2 separate regions of the Mus musculus genome follow, and region 2 is linked to region 1. The links are chromatin loops, found by intact Hi-C in ENCODE. Cell type or tissue: gastrocnemius. All regions are shown on one strand. Links, peaks and the distances in the headings refer to the core of each region. The heading gives the core; the rest is flanking DNA.

Evidence for each region. A loop is a pair of places that touch in the nucleus more often than their neighbours do. Peaks named below come from ENCODE experiments on the same cell type or tissue, not always from the same donor. Only the 100,000 strongest peaks of a DNase experiment are listed, where the experiment ranks them.
Region 2: a loop joins it to region 1, with 5 times the contacts of the local background. A loop is called at or near these places in 3 of 42 quality-filtered maps.

Annotation. Positions count from the first base shown.
Region 1 is chr17:56,419,810-56,429,637 of GRCm38, reverse strand. It overlaps Ptprs (protein tyrosine phosphatase, receptor type, S), which reads left to right. Exons shown (of 33, transcript NM_011218.2): 11 at 481-786; 12 at 1,506-1,699; 13 at 3,134-3,251; 14 at 3,712-4,311; 15 at 4,661-4,758; 16 at 5,360-5,613; 17 at 6,051-6,144; 18 at 6,240-6,455; 19 at 7,352-7,509; 20 at 7,794-7,805; 21 at 8,286-8,398. Among named protein-coding and RNA genes, the nearest start is that of Mir6977, 5.8 kb to the right of the region's middle. In gastrocnemius, for the core only: no CTCF peak of the experiment used is centred there; DNase peaks (open chromatin) are centred at 3,891 and 4,436; H3K4me3 peaks cover 1,750 bases; H3K27ac peaks cover 2,085 bases.
Region 2 is chr17:56,357,920-56,367,747 of GRCm38, reverse strand. All of the region lies in intron 5 of Kdm4b (lysine (K)-specific demethylase 4B), which reads right to left. Among named protein-coding and RNA genes, the nearest start is that of Gm32715, 26 kb to the left of the region's middle. In gastrocnemius, for the core only: no CTCF peak of the experiment used is centred there; no DNase peak of the experiment used is centred there; H3K27ac peaks cover 205 bases.

The DNA of each region.
Region 1 (9,828 bases), core at 2,164-6,163:
CAATGAGCAGGTGCTTTAGCATGGTTGCCTTGTGGTGCTGGGCACATAGATGCAGTGTGGGTCCTGCCAGACACAAAGGAGGTACTCAGTAGTTGCTTTCTGTATTCCATGAAGCCTGTATCACATTCTTAACACACAGTAGGTATCTGATGACATACTCAGGCACATAGTGGAGCCCAGTGGTGAGAGTGTTCACCACCACCACCACTTGTTCCAGTGCCTGAGTCACAGCAACTGCCCTATGCTGTAGACTATGCACATGGCAGTCACTATCCCACAGCAAGCTCAGCAGTTCTTGGCCAGCCCTCCCGGACCCGCCCACCCGCCCATCTCACCTTTGATTGACACCCACTTCTTTTGGGTTCGACTTCTCTTTGGTTCGTTCTGTTTTGTTATCATCTTTTTATTTTCTCTTTCCCATCTTCTGTCCCTGCCTTCCCCGCCCATCCCACCTCCCCGCCCCCACGCTCTCCCCAATAGAACCGTCAGCCCCCCCTCAAGACGTTAAGTGCACCAGCTTGCGCTCCACGGCCATATTGGTAAGTTGGCGCCCGCCACCGCCAGAAACTCACAACGGGGCCCTCGTGGGCTACAGCGTCCGCTACCGACCGCTGGGCTCAGAGGACCCGGACCCCAAGGAGGTGAACAACATACCCCCGACCACCACTCAGATCCTTCTGGAAGCTTTGGAGAAATGGACGGAGTACCGTGTCACCGCCGTGGCTTACACAGAGGTGGGACCAGGGCCCGAGAGCTCGCCCGTGGTCGTCCGCACCGATGAGGACGGTAAGCACCAGCCCAAGCCATACCCGGGCTGCGCCGGCCCCTGGCAGCTCCAGCTCTGGGACGGGACTGGGGTCAGCGGGAGCCAGGAAGCCAGTGCAAGCTGGCCTCGAAGTTGGGTGCCCTCCTCCCAGGGTATGCCTGTAGGTGGCCTCCTGAGTCTTAGGTGCTCTGGGGCCCTGCACCATCCTGCCTGGAGGCAGGCGGCCACCTCCACCAACATACACCCACAGCGGCCTGTTAGAGGCCAGATAGCCTCCAGTGAAGAGCTAGTGTGAGCTACAGGCCAGGGCTGGGAGCCAAGCACCATGGGAAGAAGAAGTGCTGTTAGTGTCAGTGCAGGTAGAGGGAGGGTTTGGACCTGATGAAATCTGAGCAGTTGTTCTGCTGGCCTACTAGACCAGGAGATGATGGCGTTTGGGGAACTCCTACCTGACTGCCTAGTGCAGTCCCAGCTTTGGGGTCACGGATTCCATTTTCCAAGCCTTAGTTTCCCCATCTGTAGATTGCAGGGATGTGTATCAGTTCAGATGGGGCCATGGAGAAGGGCCACGGGCTCTGGGGACCGTGGTGGTCATTATGTGGTGCTGCAGCAGGTCCTGGGAACATAGGGGGTAGAGGAGGGCCATGCCTTTCCCAGGCCAGCAGCTATCCAACACCCTGGCCAGGGGCAGGGCCTGGCGCCCTGGTAACAGCCCCGCTGCCCCCCTCCTGCCCGCCAGTGCCCAGCGCGCCCCCGCGGAAGGTGGAGGCGGAGGCGCTCAACGCCACAGCCATCCGAGTGCTGTGGCGCTCGCCCACGCCCGGCCGGCAGCACGGGCAGATCCGCGGCTACCAGGTCCACTATGTGCGCATGGAGGGTGCCGAGGCCCGCGGGCCACCGCGCATCAAGGACATCATGCTGGCGGATGCCCAGGTGGGCAGGCACGGCTGGGGTGGCAGGGGTGCCTGGGCACTGTCTCCTCTCTGCTCCCCACTCCGCTGCTGGCTCCCCTCTCACTTCCCTCCTCTCTCTCCCTCCACCGCCTCCCGCTCAGTGGGAGATGGACGACACTGCCGAATATGTAAGTAGTTTTCCAGGCCATTCTGCTGTCCTCTCTGTGCATTCTGCATGCCTGTGGTCTCCCCACCTGTGTCCTTGCGTGCCCTCCATAGCTTCTGATGGACCTAGGGTCGGGAAGGACAGCTGTCAGAGGTGGCTCTAGAGCAGGGTGAATTTGCACTGTGTCCTCAAGCAAGACACTGCCTGTCTCTCTGCTGCTCTGAGTCCGTTTGACAGGAGACACAGAGGCTCTGTACAAGGTCCAGAGTTGCCACTAACCTGGCCTGTGCCCTACAGGGGTTTCATGCCCCAAAGGGAGACCCTCTTTCTTTCCTGCCTGTTTCTGTCTCCTCCCTCCACTCCTGTGTTCCTGAGAATTTCTGTACTGCCAGGCACGAGCGCGCGCGCGCGTGCGTGCGTGCGTGCGTGCGTGCGTGTGTGTGTTGTGTGTGTTGACCAGAGCCACCCAGGTGGGCATCAGGACCTAGTGTGCTTGAACATCTGCTGCCTGGGGTACAGTGTAAACAAACTGTGCCCCAACATGGAGTCACACTATTACCTGTATAGGGGCAAGCACCAAGCATGGGGTGGTCAGCACAGTAGGAAGGCAGAGGCTTATTGCTTCGGGATTTGATCGGAGACAGGATTAGCCTGACACCCCAATCTTCACCTTAGAATTTCAGGGCTGGCTTGAGTCGTGGCCCGCACCTCTCCATCCTGCCTCTCTTCTCAGAGTTATTCCATTTTAAGTTTGCAGCTTGCATCTTAACATTAGATGGCTGTTTCATAACTGGCTTTCAGATTCCAGATAGGGTTAACTGTTGAATTTCTCAAGTTGGTTGTGGGCAGCTCTGATAATCCAGTGGGTTCAGGGGGAAGCCAAGCCCTGGGGTAGGATGGGGCCTGGGATGTTAGAGAAACACCCAGGACCCCCCTGTAGCTGGAGTGCAGTGCCTTTGAGAAGCAGAGAGGGAGGAAGGAGAGCGGGGCAGCAGATGAGCAGGGTCTGGTGGACTATAGAGAATTGACCTGACTCCAGAGAAGGTGGGCGCCTTGGAGGAATGATTCTGATCGGGATGCTCTCTGATGGCTATTGCCCTGGGTATAGGAGCAGGGGACCTGGTGGTGGCTGTGTGCCCAGCTTGTGTGTTTCTGACAGGAGTGTGGACACTGCATGTTGCAGCCTGTGCATGAGCTCACCAGCATGTTGCCTGTGGACTGGAGGCATCATCTCTTGTGACTTTCTTAGGGGAGAAGGTGAGCAGGGCTGGCACCATTGCTGACCGTGCCCACCCATCCCACCCACAGGAAATGGTGATAACGAACCTCCAGCCTGAGACTGCTTACTCTATCACAGTAGCCGCGTATACCATGAAAGGCGATGGCGCTCGCAGCAAACCGAAGGTGGTGGTGACCAAGGGAGCAGGTAGATACCTATCCACTGCACAGCCTCTGGCTCCACAAGGCCAAGAGCATTTCCCATGATTCTCAAGCCAGAGTGGTTTTAAGACGCACCAGCCAGGTGGACCCAAAACAGGAAAGACATGGGCCCTTTTCAGAGGTTCCAGAGGCCAGGCACTGCTGGCCCTGATATCCATCTCTGCCCAAGTCACTCCCTCTCACCAGACACTATACTCATTTGGCTGTCTCCTCTCAGCTGCAAAGTGGGAGTCAAGCTTAAAGGTAGCCCAAAATAGGTCCATGTGCCTCACAGGGAATCCAAGTCTTTGCTTAAAGGAAGTCCTTCCTAAAATGTACCTTTAAAAACTAGACCTTAAGGACTGGGAGTGTGGTCAAGGGTGGGTCCCTGCGCAGAAATCCCTCAGTGAGGGGCTGCCTTTGGGGTTTGGAGAAACGTGGCAGGGCAGCTGTTTCTCCCTCCACAGTGCTGGGCCGCCCCACCCTGTCGGTGCAGCAGACCCCCGAGGGCAGCCTGCTGGCGCGCTGGGAGCCCCCCGCGGACGCGGCCGAGGACCCGGTGCTTGGCTACCGCCTGCAGTTTGGGCGCGAAGACGCGGCCCCGGCCACGTTGGAGCTGGCTGCGTGGGAGCGGCGGTTCGCGGCGCCTGCACACAAGGGCGCCACCTATGTGTTCCGGCTGGCAGCGCGGGGCCGCGCGGGGTTGGGCGAGGAGGCCGCGGCAGCGCTGAGCATCCCCGAGGACGCTCCGCGCGGCTTCCCGCAGATCTTGGGCGCCGCGGGCAACGTGTCCGCGGGCTCCGTGCTACTGCGCTGGCTGCCACCCGTGCCCGCCGAGCGCAACGGCGCCATCATCAAGTACACGGTGTCCGTGCGGGAGGCCGGCGCCCCTGGGCCCGCGACCGAGACGGAGCTGGCGGCGGCCGCCCAGCCGGGGGCCGAGACAGCGCTCACGCTGCGAGGGCTGCGGCCGGAGACGGCCTACGAGTTACGCGTGCGCGCACACACGCGTCGCGGCCCGGGCCCCTTCTCACCCCCGCTGCGCTACAGGCTCGCGCGGGACCCAGGTAGGCGCCGCCCCGGGCCCCGGCCCGCCCCTCCCCACAGGTAAGTCTCGGCCTCCAGACTCAGCCCAGGCGCCCGAGGCTCCAGTCGGTCGGTCGGCAGGCACAGGTGGGATGCGGCTTGGAGGCCACGCCCATTGCTACGCCCCTCCCGCTTTTCTCCGCAGCCGCGCCGTCTCTGCAGCAGCAGCAGCAGGCACTGGGGACAGGGCAGGCAGGGCCGGGCCAGGCAGGAAGGCCGAGGGCACAGCGGACCACAGGGACAACAGGGGCCGCCCCACGCGCCCCTTAGCCAGCGCCCGGTTCTTACTGGGCCATCTTTCTCTCTCTCCCTGCTTGCCGCCGCCCTCAGTCTCCCCAAAGAACTTCAAGGTGAAGATGATCATGAAGACTTCAGTGCTGCTGAGCTGGGAGTTCCCCGACAACTATAACTCACCCACACCCTACAAGGTACTACAACAGTGGAGGAAGGGGCGGGGCGGGAGGTAAAATCTGGGAGCCTGAGGGAGATTGGGCACAGTCAAGGCCACCCCAGATCAGGATTCGATGATACTTAGATTTCACAGTTTAGTCTGAGATTGAGGCGCAGTCTACGATTAATCACAGCTGGATCAGGGTCTGTCAGGGTTGCTACTGAACCTGGGATCAAGGCTCAGTCAAGTTGAAGCCTAGTCAGGACTGGCACTCAGAGCTGGGGTTCTGGCCAAAGCCAGGATTTAGTATGTTGTTCAGTCTTGGTCAGAAGCTAGAGTTAAGGGACCTCCTCGAACAGTCAGTTGTTCCTGAGCCTAACTCCAGGGCTTTGCCATGTTTGAAGGTCAATCAGGGATCAAGGCTTAGTTGGACCTGAAGGTTATTTTTGGACTGGAGCTCAGTCAGCTCTGTACTGAATTAGAACTCAGGAGCTAAGTTTGGGTTTAGGTTCAGTCAGATGGTTCATCCAGAAGTGAGGCTCAGTCAGGATTGGTCCAGGACAGGCAGCCTGAGGTTGCAGCTCTGCTGGGGTTGCTAGGCCCCGGCCCATTTCTTGCTGAGCCAGCTCTGCCTACAGATTCAGTACAATGGGCTCACCCTGGATGTGGACGGCCGCACGACCAAGAAGCTGATCACACACCTCAAGCCACACACCTTCTATAATTTCGTGCTCACCAACCGTGGCAGCAGCCTGGGGGGCCTGCAGCAGACGGTCACTGCCAGGACCGCCTTTAACATGCTCAGTGGCAAGCCTAGCGTCGCCCCGAAGCCCGACAATGACGGTTTCATCGTGGTCTACCTGCCTGATGGCCAGAGTCCTGTGACCGTGCAGTATGCTAACCCCCCTCCCCCCATACCTGTCCCTGTAGCTGTCAACCCACTATGTGACTGCATCGAGCCACACATCCCTTCTGTGACCCCATTTGCACACTTACTGAGATAAGGGTCACGTGAACCTGCCTCATGCGACTGTCCCCATAAAGCCTGACCCTTCACTGGGCGACCTTTAGCCCCCGAAAAGATTCTGGTCTGTGCTTCAGGCTAGCGGGGAGGCCTAGCTAGGAGTCTGCAGTGAGGACCTCAAGGGGCTTCCTGGGAGGCGGGGAAAGGGCGTAAGATCACGTGGGCTTTGAGGGATGCACAGGACACTGAGATCTGGCACGCCATGAAGTAGGCAGAAGGCAGATAGCTAAGAACTGGGACGTAGAGGCGTGTTACTGCAAGGGGTTGGGATTGGGACACGGGTGTCACTGAAACTCTACCCACAGGAACTACTTCATTGTGATGGTCCCACTTCGGAAGTCTCGAGGTGGCCAGTTCCCTGTCCTACTAGGTAGTCCAGAGGACATGGATCTGGAGGAGGTAAGGCCACCCCGTCTCCATGGGGCCTGCACACAGCCAGGCTGTGACGCCCGTCTCCCCTAGGAGCGCTGAGGCCTGTGACACTCTTTCTGCAGCTCATCCAGGACATCTCCCGGCTGCAGAGGCGCAGCCTGCGCCACTCCAGACAGCTGGAGGTGCCTCGGCCCTACATCGCCGCTCGATTCTCCATCCTGCCAGCTGTCTTCCATCCTGGGAACCAGAAGCAATATGGTGGCTTTGACAACAGGGGCTTGGAGCCAGGCCACCGCTATGTCCTCTTTGTGCTTGCTGTGTTGCAGAAGAATGAGCCTGTAAGTCCTCGGCAGCGTCTGCCTACATCCTAGCTTCCACCTACATCCTAGCTTCCACCTACATCCTAGCGTCCGCCTACATCCTAGCTTCCACCTACATCCTAGCGTCCGCCTACATCCTAGCTTCCGCCTACATCCTAGCTTCCGCCTACATCCTAGCTTCCGCCTACATCCTAGCTTCCGCCTACATCCTAGCTTCCGCCTACATCCTAGCTTCCGCCTACATCCTAGCTTCCGCCTACATCCTAGCTTCCGCCTACATCCTAGCTTCCGCCTACATCCTAGCGTCCGCCTACATCCTAGCTTCCGCCTACATCCTAGCTTCCGCCTACATCCTAGCTTCCGCCTACATCCTAGCTTCCGCCTACATCCTAGCTTCCGCCTACATCCTAGCTTCCGCCTACATCCTAGCGTCCGCCTACATCCTAGCTTCCGCCTACATCCTAGCTTCCGCCTACATCCTAGCTTCCACCTACATCCTAGCTTCCCCACCAGCCTGGAGACAGGATAGAAATGGAGGTACAGAGGTCACCTGGTGGCTTGCTCTATGGATATGTGGACCTCTCTGTGAGGTTGACCCAAATCGATCCCCAAAGCCAAGCATAGACGTTGTGAGCTCACAGAAGGCTAGGCCTGGACAAAGAGACTGACTGGACACGGGGTTGGGGTGAGGGTCCCTAGGGTTCATCCTTTAGAGGAAAACACCACCTTAGCTGGGGCTGAGAAGGATCAGCAGGAGCTCAACAGAAAAGGTTTCCCATCCCCCATGTGCCCCAGGAGAGAAGCCTGGGAGCGGCCCCGGCAGCGGGCATAGACAGCTAGAGGGCGTTAGGCCAGTTGGGGGTCCGGATGTGGCCAGCACTGATGACAGCCCCTCCGCTGCCTCTGTCCTGCAGACATTTGCAGCCAGTCCCTTCTCAGACCCCTTCCAGCTGGACAACCCGGACCCTCAGCCCATTGTGGACGGCGAGGAGGGCCTCATCTGGGTGATTGGGCCTGTGCTGGCCGTGGTCTTCATCATCTGCATCGTGATTGCCATCCTGCTGTACAAGAAGTGAGTGAGCCCAAGGGCGGGAGGAGGACACTGAGCTAGGGGACTGTGCTTGACCATAAGGGTGTAGCTGCTTAAGTGAGGGACCGTCACACCTGTGCCAGAGAAAACTGAAGTGACCTCCTTGGAACGGGGTCCAGGCATAGAGGGAAAGCACCAAATGACAGAAACTGGGAGTCGGCAAGATTGGGAAGCCACTGACATCACAGAAGGGGCTCGGTCTGACCTGCACAGTCTCACTTGGCATTCTCTTTTTCTCCTCTCACCTGCATCCGGTCTGGGGACAGCAAACCTGACAGGTGAGGACTGGCTTGAGGCAGGAGGATGACGGGTGGTTGGAGCTGGGCTCATGGGACGTGGCTACTTCAGTTCTCCAGGTGGCATACGTGTTTATACAAGGGCCTGGGATCAAGGCTCAGTATAGGATTGGAATTTAGGTGAGATTGAGGCTCAGTCAGCTTGGAGCTTAATCTGGGATAAGGGCTTGTCCTGGATTGTAGTCCAGTCTAGGACTGAAGTTTAGTCTATAGGACGAATGATTCATCTGGATTTGGGGCTCAGCTAAGGCCGAGAACCCAATCTGAGGTTGATGCTAGTCTAGGATCCAAGGGTCTTTGTAGGATTGAGGCTCCATAAAATTAGGGTTCAGTGTGTAAATGGCCCATTCCCTACCTCGTGTTTGTAGGTCCTGGGCCATGTGTCCCTGAGTGTGTGCACACACACTTTGGGGCATATGCTAAAACATTGGCTTTCTGTCCCTTCCCTCTCTGTCCTTGAAGCAAACGCAAGGACTCAGAGCCCCGCACCAAATGCTTACTGAACAATGCCGACCTTGCCCCCCATCACCCCAAGGACCCTGTGGAAATGCGACGCATCAACTTCCAGACACCAGGTATGAGCTGACTGTGGGGGCCAGAAGCAGCTGGGGTGGGGCCAGAAGCACCCCCTAAATGAGCCAGGCTCTGATCACCAAAGCAGCAGGTCATGTGACTGCCACCTTCTCCGAGAACTTAAAAAGTCAAAAACAAAATGAATCAGGCAGAAAGGCAGGGGGGTTCATATCACACCCCCTACCCCGTGTCCTCCATCCCTCACCCAGTGCCCTTGGGGTGGAGTTGAGGGTCATCCTGGTTTGTGTTTGCACACTGGCCTTGGAATGTGTCTGTGCCTAGTCTCCACCCATCAGCTCATCAGGGCTCATTGTGTCTTCAAGAGGAAGGCTCCCCAAACTCCCCATCCCCTCCATGGGCTTCAGCTGCTTCCTTCCACGTAGCAGGCTTCATACGTAACTGAAGGCCATGCCCTGTGGGTTCCACATAGTTTTCCCTCTCCTTCATCTCTGGTCAGCCAGATTTTCACCCCATGGGGGCTCTGTAACCTGTGGGTTTAACTCCTGGTGCTGTCCTGAGAACGGCAGCCTCACAAGCCCTGACTTGTGTCCTGCTCAAGCTGGTTCGTCAGCTTGTCTTTGAGTGCCAGCTGCTCCCTCTCAGAGGGCTGCGCTTCACAGCCCTCTGATTCTTCCACCTGTTTGTGTGGCTGTCACTCTCCTCCAAGACGGTGGGCCACCGGCCTGCAGTGTGGCTCTGGATGGCTGTGGCCACACCCTGCTGGATGACAGGCAACCATGAAGGAGTGCTGTAGACCATCAGGAGTTGAAGGGTCTCTGGGGAGCTCAGAGCAGCTGGCGGGACCTGAGGCTCAGGGTCAGGTCTGATGTATCAACATGAGTGTGAGAGACCCCAGCCACCTTCAGCTGCAAGAGTCAGGACACATGGAAACTGGGGACAGTTGGGGAGAGGGCATCACACATGCACACAGCATCCATGTGCCATCACTCAAACATGCACACAGCACCCATGTGCCATCATTCACACATGCACACAGCACCCATGTGCCAGCACACATGCACACAGTACCCATTTGCCATCACTCACACATGCATACAGCACCCATGTGCCATCACACATGCACACAGCACCCATGTGCCAGCACACATGCACACAGTACCCATGTGCCATCACTCACACATGCATACAGCATCCATGTGCCATCACACATGCACACAGCACCCATGTCCCATCACTCACGCATGCATACAGCACGCATCAAACCCACTTGGAGAGCTGTTCGGTCCCCTAGTCTTGGGAAGGACAGCACCCCTTGCACCATGTTTCTGAGCTACACTGGCTGCCTCTGCTTCTCCATCTTTGCCACAAGACACTGGGACCATGGAGCCCTGAGCAGCGTGGGGTCTGGGGCCACAGAGGCCTGACTTCCTCCCCATGCTCCAGCTGCGCGGCAGGTGGCACTCCCCTAGTC
Region 2 (9,828 bases), core at 2,871-6,870, 63 kb after region 1:
CAGACTGCTCACGGCTCTCCTGTGACAGCTCTGGTCACTGCTTGCACATGTCCTCCCTCCCACCCATACCAATGTACACAAACACGCACACACCTCCCACCGTATGCTCAGCAGGACCCAGTGCCTTGTCCCTGCTCCTCTAGGATTGTCTCTGATAACAGCTGAGAAGCCTATCCTGCCACTCCAGTCCACGTGTCCCAAGCCATCCTGGGTGACTCGGCATGGCAGAGAAGTTTCCAGCAGGTCAGGCTCTGTGTGGACACTGGGATGCCCTAGGCTATGCACAGGTCCAGGAAGACCCTTTGGGTGCTATAGGAAGCCTTCAATATGATCTCCAAGCAGGCCACTCAAGGTCCTAGGGTTCTGAGGTTCAGCCAACTCCTCCTAGGAGATACACAGGCTAGAGACCCCACGGCATCCTTCTGAAAGTCCCCATGATCCCCTGGCATTTGCCTCCATGTTCTAAATCATCTGTTCTCCACAAAGTACTTCCAGGAGGTCTACAGAAGAGGCAGCCCTGTCCTGTCTCCAGCATGCTCCATGGATTTGGTCTCCCTGACTGACAAGCCTATGGGGAACTCTGCATTGGCTAGTGGGAAGACAGCAGCCCTGTGCCTGCCTGGGAGGTATGCCGAGGGATCAGGTGAACTACTGCGGATGTGGCCCTGACTCCTCTACACGTCAGTGGTTCACGAAGCCTTGCGAAACAAGCACAAGTAAAGGCTAGGGTAGCTGGGGTCTCCAGGAAGAAAAGGATAGCTGATATGGCTCCTGCCTCCCCCAACCCAAAGCTGAACCCACAAATTTGTGCCAGGGACAAGAGCTATGACTCATCCCTGTCTGCAGCCACCACAGCAAGGACCCTAACGCCTCACATCACCAAGTCTAGACCACATGGCTGACCCTGGGGAGTGACCAAGCCATGTGGGGAGGGTAGAAGGTCCATGTGGGGTAGTTGGTCTGAAGCAAACTGGAGACACAGGGACCCCAGGTACTTCAACATGAGGCAAGGAGGTGTGAACTCTGTGCCAGGCTACAGTGTTGAGTGATGCTAAGCAGCCCAGGATCATCTGAGGGACACGGGCACGAGGCCTTGATGGTACAGTACAGGTTTCAAGTAAGGGGGCAATCTCAAGGCCTCAGGGTACCATGGGTCCAGCCCTGTGGGTAGACAGCCAGCTGAGCCCTGGTGCAATGGGATGAACAGGGCTCTGTGGACACACCAGTCTCTTCCTGCCCTCCTGCCTGTCTCCCGCCCACAGAGGAGGCCGCTATTAATAGTGCAATTTCTGCGGTGTTCTGTTTATCCCCCGGAAGGGCTGATGGATGTGAATAATTACCAGACTATAAAAGCCAGCGTATGTGCTGCTCTCTATTGCTCTAAATCATCAAACAAATAAAGCAAGAAACAGTGTTTCTGAATATAATTTTCCCCTCTAATGGCTCAGAATTATTATCAAGAACAATGAAAATAAATAAGCAAAGCCTTGCCAGTTAAAAACTAAACAACTGTGTCAGGAAGGGGAATACAGGCTTGGGGGAGCAAGCCTCACACAGGACTGTGTCAGGAAGGGGCCATAGGCTTGGGGGGGAGGGGCAGGCTCACACAGGACTGTGTCAGGACTATGTCAGGAAGGGGAATACAGGCTTGGGGGAGCAAGCCTCACACAGGACTGTGTCAGGAAGGGGCCACAGGCTCACACAGGACTGTGTCAGGAAGGGGCACATGGACCTGGGAGCAGGCCAGCACAGAAGCCTGCCAGCTGGTGAGGGTGAGCCATGCCATGAACCCAACTGCCCTCATGTGCCCAAAGCTTTGGACTTTGGTGGCCTCTGTCTGGCTCCCACAGGCAAGGTGCCTTGCCAGGCCTTTAGCCACATCTGTGCCCCAAGCTCCAAGGACCTGCTGAGGACCATGGTGCTCAGTCCTCAGTGAGGAGACCATCATCTAGCTGAGCTCAAGTCAATGACAACATTGAGGCCAAGCAATGAGGGAGCCTTGTGTGATGTCCACAGTTAAGGATGAGGGAGGTGATTCCACAGTGCCTATACAGTGCCTGGCAGGAAACAATTCATACAGGAAGAGAGCAGAACACTCTCCCCCTGCCACAGAGGCCAGGCCAAGTGCCACGTGAAGGCCCTTGTAGGGACATGCATACATATGCCTCCCCAACCCAACACATACACACCATAGCCTAGGATGTCACTGTAGGTTCAACTGCAGTGGCTCTCCTGGGCCCCAAGAGCCAACTTGTCATGACTACCCTCAGATACAAAGCCCCTGGGCTAAAACCAACAGGGCAGCTCCTGAGCTAAGGTCCACACAGTCCTGGAGGATGCTCACTGCTCCCCGTGAGCCAGCAGCTTCCCAGGCCCTGGTGGGAATAGTCCAGGGTGGCCCTCTGCTTGGACCATGAGGAGGCAGAGGCTGAGACAGTGGAGATGTATCTGACGACCACAGGACGACACATCAAGTCCTCATGTGGTTCCTGCACACAGTACCCCCCTCAGAAGAGCTGTTTAAACATCTTAGCTCTGAGGATGAGGCCAGTGCATTGGCCACTGCAGAGAACACCTCAAACAGTGAGAGGCCTCTCTCTGCAAAAGGCCATGGGCCCTGGCTGTTTTCCTGGGAGTCCTCCACGCCCTTCCCACTAAAGACGCAGTGCCATAAGCCCACAGCCGTGGCTTAGGGGAGAAGGTCAGGTTGGCAGAGATTTCTTAGTGGCAGAAAAAGGAAGGCAAGCAGAAAACCATGTCGAAAACAGGAGCATATCAAGTAACAGGCCAGCCTCTCACAGTGCGAAAACAGACCAAGGAACTGACCACCCCCACCCCCCCACCAGGGCTACCAAAAACATGCTGCAGATGAAATCTATACAAAACACCTAGCCCAAGTTTGGTGGACACACCTATAACCCCAGTATTCAGGGGGCAGAGATAGGTAGATAGATCTCTGAGTTCAAAGCCAGCCTGGTCTACAGCGTGAGTTCTGAGCTTACCAGAGCTACACAGGGAGATCTTATGTCAAAAGAAGAATAGAAAAGGAAAAAAAGAAGAAGAAGAAGAAGTCTGGGCGGTGGTGGCGCACGCCTTTAATCCCAGCACTTGGGAGGCAGAGGCAGGTGGATTTCTGAGTTCGAGGCCAGCCTGGTCTACAGAGTGAGTTCCAGGACAGCAAGGGCTACACAGAGAAACCCTGTCTCAAAAAAACAAAAACAAAACAAAAAAGAAGAAGAAGAAAGAAAGAAAACCAGACAGCAAAGCACTGCACATAAAGTCTGCGGCCAACCAGGACAGGAAAGCCACTGTCCCCAAGTGTCCCTACAGTAGTAAAGGGCAACACTGAAGAGGTGATCCAGAGCAGAGTAAGTGGCCTTCACAGACACCTTCTCTAGCTAGCTCCACACTAGAGACACTAGCCAATGAAATACAGCAGGAACAAGTCAGGAATGCTCAAGGAATAGTCAACAACCGGAGGGAACAGGCTGAAAGGTAGCCAGCACCTTGCAGACCTGAGCCAAGTCCCAGCACATGGAGACTCCCAACAGCAGAAGGGACTCAGAGCACAGGGCTACAAGAAATACCCGGGATCTAAAGTAAGGCACTCAGAAGGAAACCAACACTGTGTCAGGTCCAAGAGACACCTGTTCTGTGTCCCCAGCAACAGGAATGCAGACAAGAATGGTAGACACACTCCCTCCCACAGGGTCTCATTGAGGCCTATGGTCATACCACTGGCAAAGAGCAAGTGATGGTGGCTCCCACAGCCCTGGCCACAGCCTGGGAGACCTTGGAAAGAGAGCATATGGGACTGCAGGTGACTTCCTGGTGTGACCAAGCAGGAGGCCTCTGCAGCTGAGTCTCAAAAGGAGGGATTCCACAGGTCAGAGCAAAACCTGGACAGACAGGTGTTAAATGAAGGTGCCCTTGAACCCAGGCATCAGAGGCAGGCTGGCAAACAGACTGTCAACACCCACTGCCCACCCAATGGAGAGGATGTGACACACATGGGAAAGACACATGGGGCTGTGAGCAGCTCCATATGAGGGACCAGGCTTCTATGTACCCCAATTTGATCACTCCCACAAAAAGAGCTTCAGTTTGCCTAACCCAAAAGGGATTTCCAGTAAGGAACCACCTGACCTGGCTGGCACTGAGTGAGGTCTGCCCATTCCCACCAGGGAATCCCCACGTCTTAGCGTCTTAGCGTCTTATCGCTTGTGCAGGTGGGACAGACAATACAAACTGCAGCAAAGATAGCAGCAGCCAGAATGGGAGAGGCTGCTCCCAGGATGGAGACTATTGAGCCACTGGCTTTATCTCTAATGGATCGTTTTCTGGGACAATGGGCGGTAGAATTTGGTGTCACACACCAGCGGTGTCAATGGCTTCTAGTAATGACATTTTTATTGAAACACACAGGGGATCAAGAGAGCTAGCTTGGAGAACACAGAGCCTCAGAGATAGGAGGACCAACCACCCACAGGGAAGCTGGTGGTATGGGGAAGAACAGTGTCTGGGTAGCCGGGGAGGGGTGGATGGATATCTGTGACTGTCACATCTCCCTGGGGACCCAGGGAAGAGGTTAGACACTGTCACATTTGTGTCCAACAATCTCAGATGAGGCAGAGGCTGCATGCTCAGATGAGGTGTGGGGCCCCACCCCCACCCCACCCCCACCCCCACCCCCACCCCCATGGATTTTTAGTGAAGGACAAAGACCAAAACTTAAATGTCACCTACTCTGCACTGCCCAAAGTCTGGGAAAGGTTCACAGGAGAGAATCCGAGAGGCAGGTCCTGGTGATGGTGCAGAGCTAGTAAGGGCCTAGTGGTGGACATGAGTGGGGTACAGAAAAGGCACCATTTTGGACTTGGAGCTGTGGACATGCAGAGGCTTCCAATACCCTGGACCATGTCCCAGACAACAGGAGTCCTGTACACAGCCATCAGCCTGGACTCACAGTCTGATGCAGTAACCCTGTGTCAGTGGTCTCCTAAGCCAGGCTCAGGATTCTGCCCAATCACTGTGTTCAAACTTAAAAACAAAGAATTAGGGGCAGGTCCTCTGAGAACAAGGAGGGGGGCTGCTCAGAACAAAGAGAATATGGGTGGAGACAGGAGACACTTCCAGGACCTATGTGCTATACACTGTGGCCTGCATGGTAGGCAGCATGGACAGCAGGCCTGTGGTCACCCAGGTCTCTCTGAGGTCTGTCCACCTGAAAGAGGTGTGACCTATATGTGGACATCCCAAAAGTCACCAGCAGGTGACTGAGCCTGAGACAGCCTGCAAAGGTGAATTCCCAACAGGAAGTATGCCAATCAAGCTTTTACATATGGTTGGAGAGAAGACTGAACCGTTTATACAAAGTTCAGCAATGGCCTTTCCCAGGCCACGCAGCCCAGGGACATGGAGTGTATGGAGTTCAAAGACAAATGGGGTAGCTCAAGTCCTCAAGCCAGGACAGCAGCACTGTGTGCAGAGAGGGCAATGGGACTTCAAGGGCTCCTGCAGAGCACAGCAGTTCACCGCACACATGGAGAGTACACATGAACACACACCTAGGCCCCCATCCTTCGTTCCACAGTAAGAAAGAGGGGGTTCCATGGCCTACCGGGAGCCTGCAAAGAATTCAGTGGCTCAGGGATAAAGAGATGGCCCAGTAGTTAAGAGCACTGGCTAATCTTCCAAAGTACCTAGATTCAATTCCCAGCACCCATATGACAGCTCACTCCAGTTCCAGGGATTGGACAGACACATATGCAGGCAAAACACCAATGCACATAAAATAAAAATAAGTCATTATTAAAAACTCATTGGGGTGAGTCTGGCCTCATCAGGAGATGGCCCCTCCAAGGTCAGGGCTGCAGAAAGCAAGGGTGTTCCCACACAGCCTGAAGGCAAGGGGCTACTGTAGGCTGCCTAGAGAGCCCAAAGGGTTCATACACTCCACTTCTGAGCCACAGAGCCCCAGGCACACAGATACCACAGAGCCCACGCTCCATCTGTGATTCCTCTCCAGGAAGAAGGAAAGGAACCAGGCACCCTGAAAAAGAGACAGTGTTGGGTCCAACTGTCGGCCTAGCACAGGGCCACCCTGCTTCTTCCTCTCTTGACTTCTCTGAGAATTAAAACATTTAATTTTAGAGTTTATTTCACCTCAAAGTACAGTGTGGCAGACATTAAAGAATGCCCTGCTGGGAGAGAATACCCAGGAGACGACCTGAGCCACACAGTCAAGGTCAGCATTAGCATGGCCAGTCTGTGATGGAGGGACCACAGACACTATACTCCACATCACCAAGGCCAGCGAGCAAGAAGGAAAGTGGGAAGTCAGATAACAGGCTGCCCAGAGGAGCTAGGAGGACTGTGTAAGACACTGAAAACTCTGCATAGCGCATGGTCCACTCCTGGGAAAGCTGCAGTGCTGGCTCACCATAGACAGATCCACCTGCACTATCAGGTAAAAGAGGGAGGAACAGGAAGAGGGAGGAAGAGGACAGAGACAAGGAGGAAGAGGACAAAGAGGAGGAAGAAGACAGAAAGTAAAAGAAGTAGACAGAGAGAGGAAGAGGAAGACAAAAAGGGAGGGGAGGGGGCAGGGAGAGGAAGACAGAGGAGAGAGGAAGAAAGGAGAGAAGAAAGGAGACAGAGAGGGGGAGGAAAAGGGTGGTGGAAGGGAGAGGAATCCCCAACCAAAAAAAGTAGGCCATATAAAAACCAAAGAGAAAGAGCTACGGGCCACCACCCCAGCTCACCGTTTGGCTCAAGAGCCCAACTCAGCTCCAATTCCCCAAGTCTGTGGGGTGGGGAGGGGCTCCTCACAAACTGCTGCAGGCTAACAGCCCTGATTCAGGCAAAGAATACAGAAGGCTTCCTGCTCAGCATTGCTTACAGAGCTCTGCAGCCCAGAAGCAAACTCTTTAAGTGAAGACAGAAAGGCAGGGGAGAGTCAAGTGGGACCCTGTATGAGCCCCAACATGCAAATGGTGTGCTGGCTGCTCTGACCCTCAGATCCTGGGAACACAGCTGCGAGGCAGGGCCTGCCACAGCCAAGTCTTCGGCAGGCCTGGTTGTGGAAAGGACAAAGCAGGACGGCTCATCGAGCTAATGGGCACAGGCTGTGACTCAGAGCTGCACCCTGCCGTGTGCACCAGATTCCCTGAAATTGCCCGTCATCATCAGAGCATCGTGGTGGCTAATGACACAGGGCTCATCTTGCATGCCAGGGGCCCAATGCCCCAGTTCAAGCTCAGGCACGTCACAAGCCTCAGTTACTTATCTGGCTGCAGTGGTGGCTGAGATGTACAGCAGTCTCAACAAGCGGAAGGCCAGAACCATGGCATTAGGGTGACAGAGCAGCTGTGGCCAGAGTGAGGCCAAGGGCCCAATGACAAGGCAGCAAGGGGTACTGGGCCAGGAATAACACAATTGTCCCTTGCTAGCTTCTGTGTGTCTGGACCAAGTGGTTGCGATGGCTGGAGAGCCAAGCCCCACAGGACAGAGCTTTGAGTCCAGCTGGAGAATGCCCCTGGCTGGCTCTCAATCACCTTACATTTGGGGTCTCCTGGCTTCTAGTCCTGAGGGAGGGAACACACAGTAGCCTGTGGACTGACTTCACATGCTTGCAATGTCGGAGACAACATAGGTCAGGGGACATGGAGTGATTGCATCCTTGGGACAGAGGCCAAGGCCATCATTGAGATGTGGACTGGGTAGAGAAAGATCCTGCCACAGCCATACTTGGTGCATTAGCAACACAGCCACAGAGCCTGTTGTTAGGCTCTACAGCACAGGGCAGCTACCTGGGACAAATGTCACCCTTGGAGGAGGTTCCTTCTATAGAGAGCTCTGCAATCTCATAAACCCCAAGGACAACTGAGGACAAGCACCATGGCCAGGTGCTCTAGAGAGGACAGAGTGGCAGTGCAGGGACCATGAAGAAGTCCCCCATCCCCACTCCCACCCCCCCAGTGGTGATGTCCCCACACCAAGAGACCATCACAGTCACTGGCTTCAGGTCAGAGCAGGGACAGCAGCAGCTCACAGACTTGCACACATCAGTTCAACTCAGACATTGTGGGGCATCTGCCTTTCCAAAGCACTGCAGGGAATACTTGGCACATGGAAAGCATCCACCTCCCAGGTGTCTACCACACAGTAGAGGCAGGACAAGGGAGGGACCAGCAATGTGAGCCAGATAAGAGACAACCACTCCAAGCTGCGCTGCCTCCTGCTGGCTTCATCATCAGAGGGATCTGGCAGCTCAGCTGACAACTGGAAGGAACCACCCTCACAGGTGCAGAGAGTTAGGGTAGGGCACAAGAACCATCTTTGCTCCCTCAGTATGGGGGCTGCAAGGCACTCAGAAGCCAGTGCCATACCAGCTGATAGAGATCCAAGCCAGGGCAGCTCTCCAGCAGATCCAGCCGTCCTTTGGGGTCTTAGAGGGCAATTGATGTAGGCTACCTTCCCTAGGCTAGGCTAAAGGGTCTGACTAACCATAGTGGTCATAGCAGATTACACAGGGTGGAGGGGGAAGCACGACTGGGAGACCTTCAAATACAGGCCTCCTCATTTCCCATACAAGGCACTGTCCTTGGAAGCCTTATAACAGCTGTACAGTGTGCCCACTCCTCCAGAGACCCCAGTGCAAGAACAGCTTTCTATAGAGAGCATGAGAGCCCACCGCTCCTTCAAGTGCCACCTGCAGGGGCAGCTTCTGGAAGACTAGACAGAACCTGCCCAGGGCAGCACACACCCCCACCTTCAGATTCCTTGACCCTCAAATCACACCAGTCAAAGCTGCAACAGATGCAGAGAACCTTCAGAAAATACTGCAACCTGCAGATATCCTCATGTATCCAAAACCCAGTATGGTGCTGAACCAGAACACAAAACATAGACTGGACTAGAGGATCTGATGGAGGAGGGGTTGCAACAGTTCCCTCTGAGAGTAAAGCATTCCATTTTGCAGAGATGCATTTTAAACAGGAAGGTAAGCAACTAAAAACAGCTTCAGGAAGTCCCTGAAACCAACCAGCTTCACTTGGCCCCTCCCTGTCAGAGTGAGCACTAATAAAGCTGAGCTCAGGAAACCAGTCTGCCTGGAAGATGCTCAGACCAACTGAGGCACTGGAAAGGACAGTCTGCATCCTGACATCCTCCCTGCAGGCTGTGCGGTGAGCATCAGGTTCTCAGCTTTCTGAGCTGTCACTCAGGCCTTGGTGATGCAGCTGTCTGTGAGTCATTTCTGCTCCAGTAGGTGACCCCTCATGCATATGCCTGTCAGTGACCCCAATAAAACTCATGGCACCACGCTGGACTTTGGTGGTGCCCATACTAGGAACTGTCATAGGCTCTGTTAGCATTCCTTCTAGGCTTTGCCCAACAGTCACCTGGCAACAGCCAAGTAGCCTGGCTTCCTATAAAAGGGGTTGTGTGGTCTCTTCTTGATCTCTCTGACTATCTTTTCTCCCTGACCCCTTTCTTTCTCTCTCCCCGTGTTCCTGGCCAACCTCTTCTCTTCTTCTCTCCCTCTCCTCTCTCTCCTCTTTCTCCTCTTCCTCCTCTTCTTCTTCTTTCTCCTCTTCTTCTTTCTCCTCTTCTTCTTCTTTCTCCTCTTCCTCCTCTTCCTCTTCTTCTTCTTCCTCCTCTTCTTCTCTCTCTCTTTCTCCCTCCCTTCCTTCCTCCCCTCTCTCTTCTCTGTCTTTCTCTGACTCTACTCCCTTCTCAAATTCCCTTCCTATGCCCTAAATAACCCCTATTCCTCACTCTACCTATATGGCTGGTACTTTAGAAAGAAGAGATGTTTCAGTATGG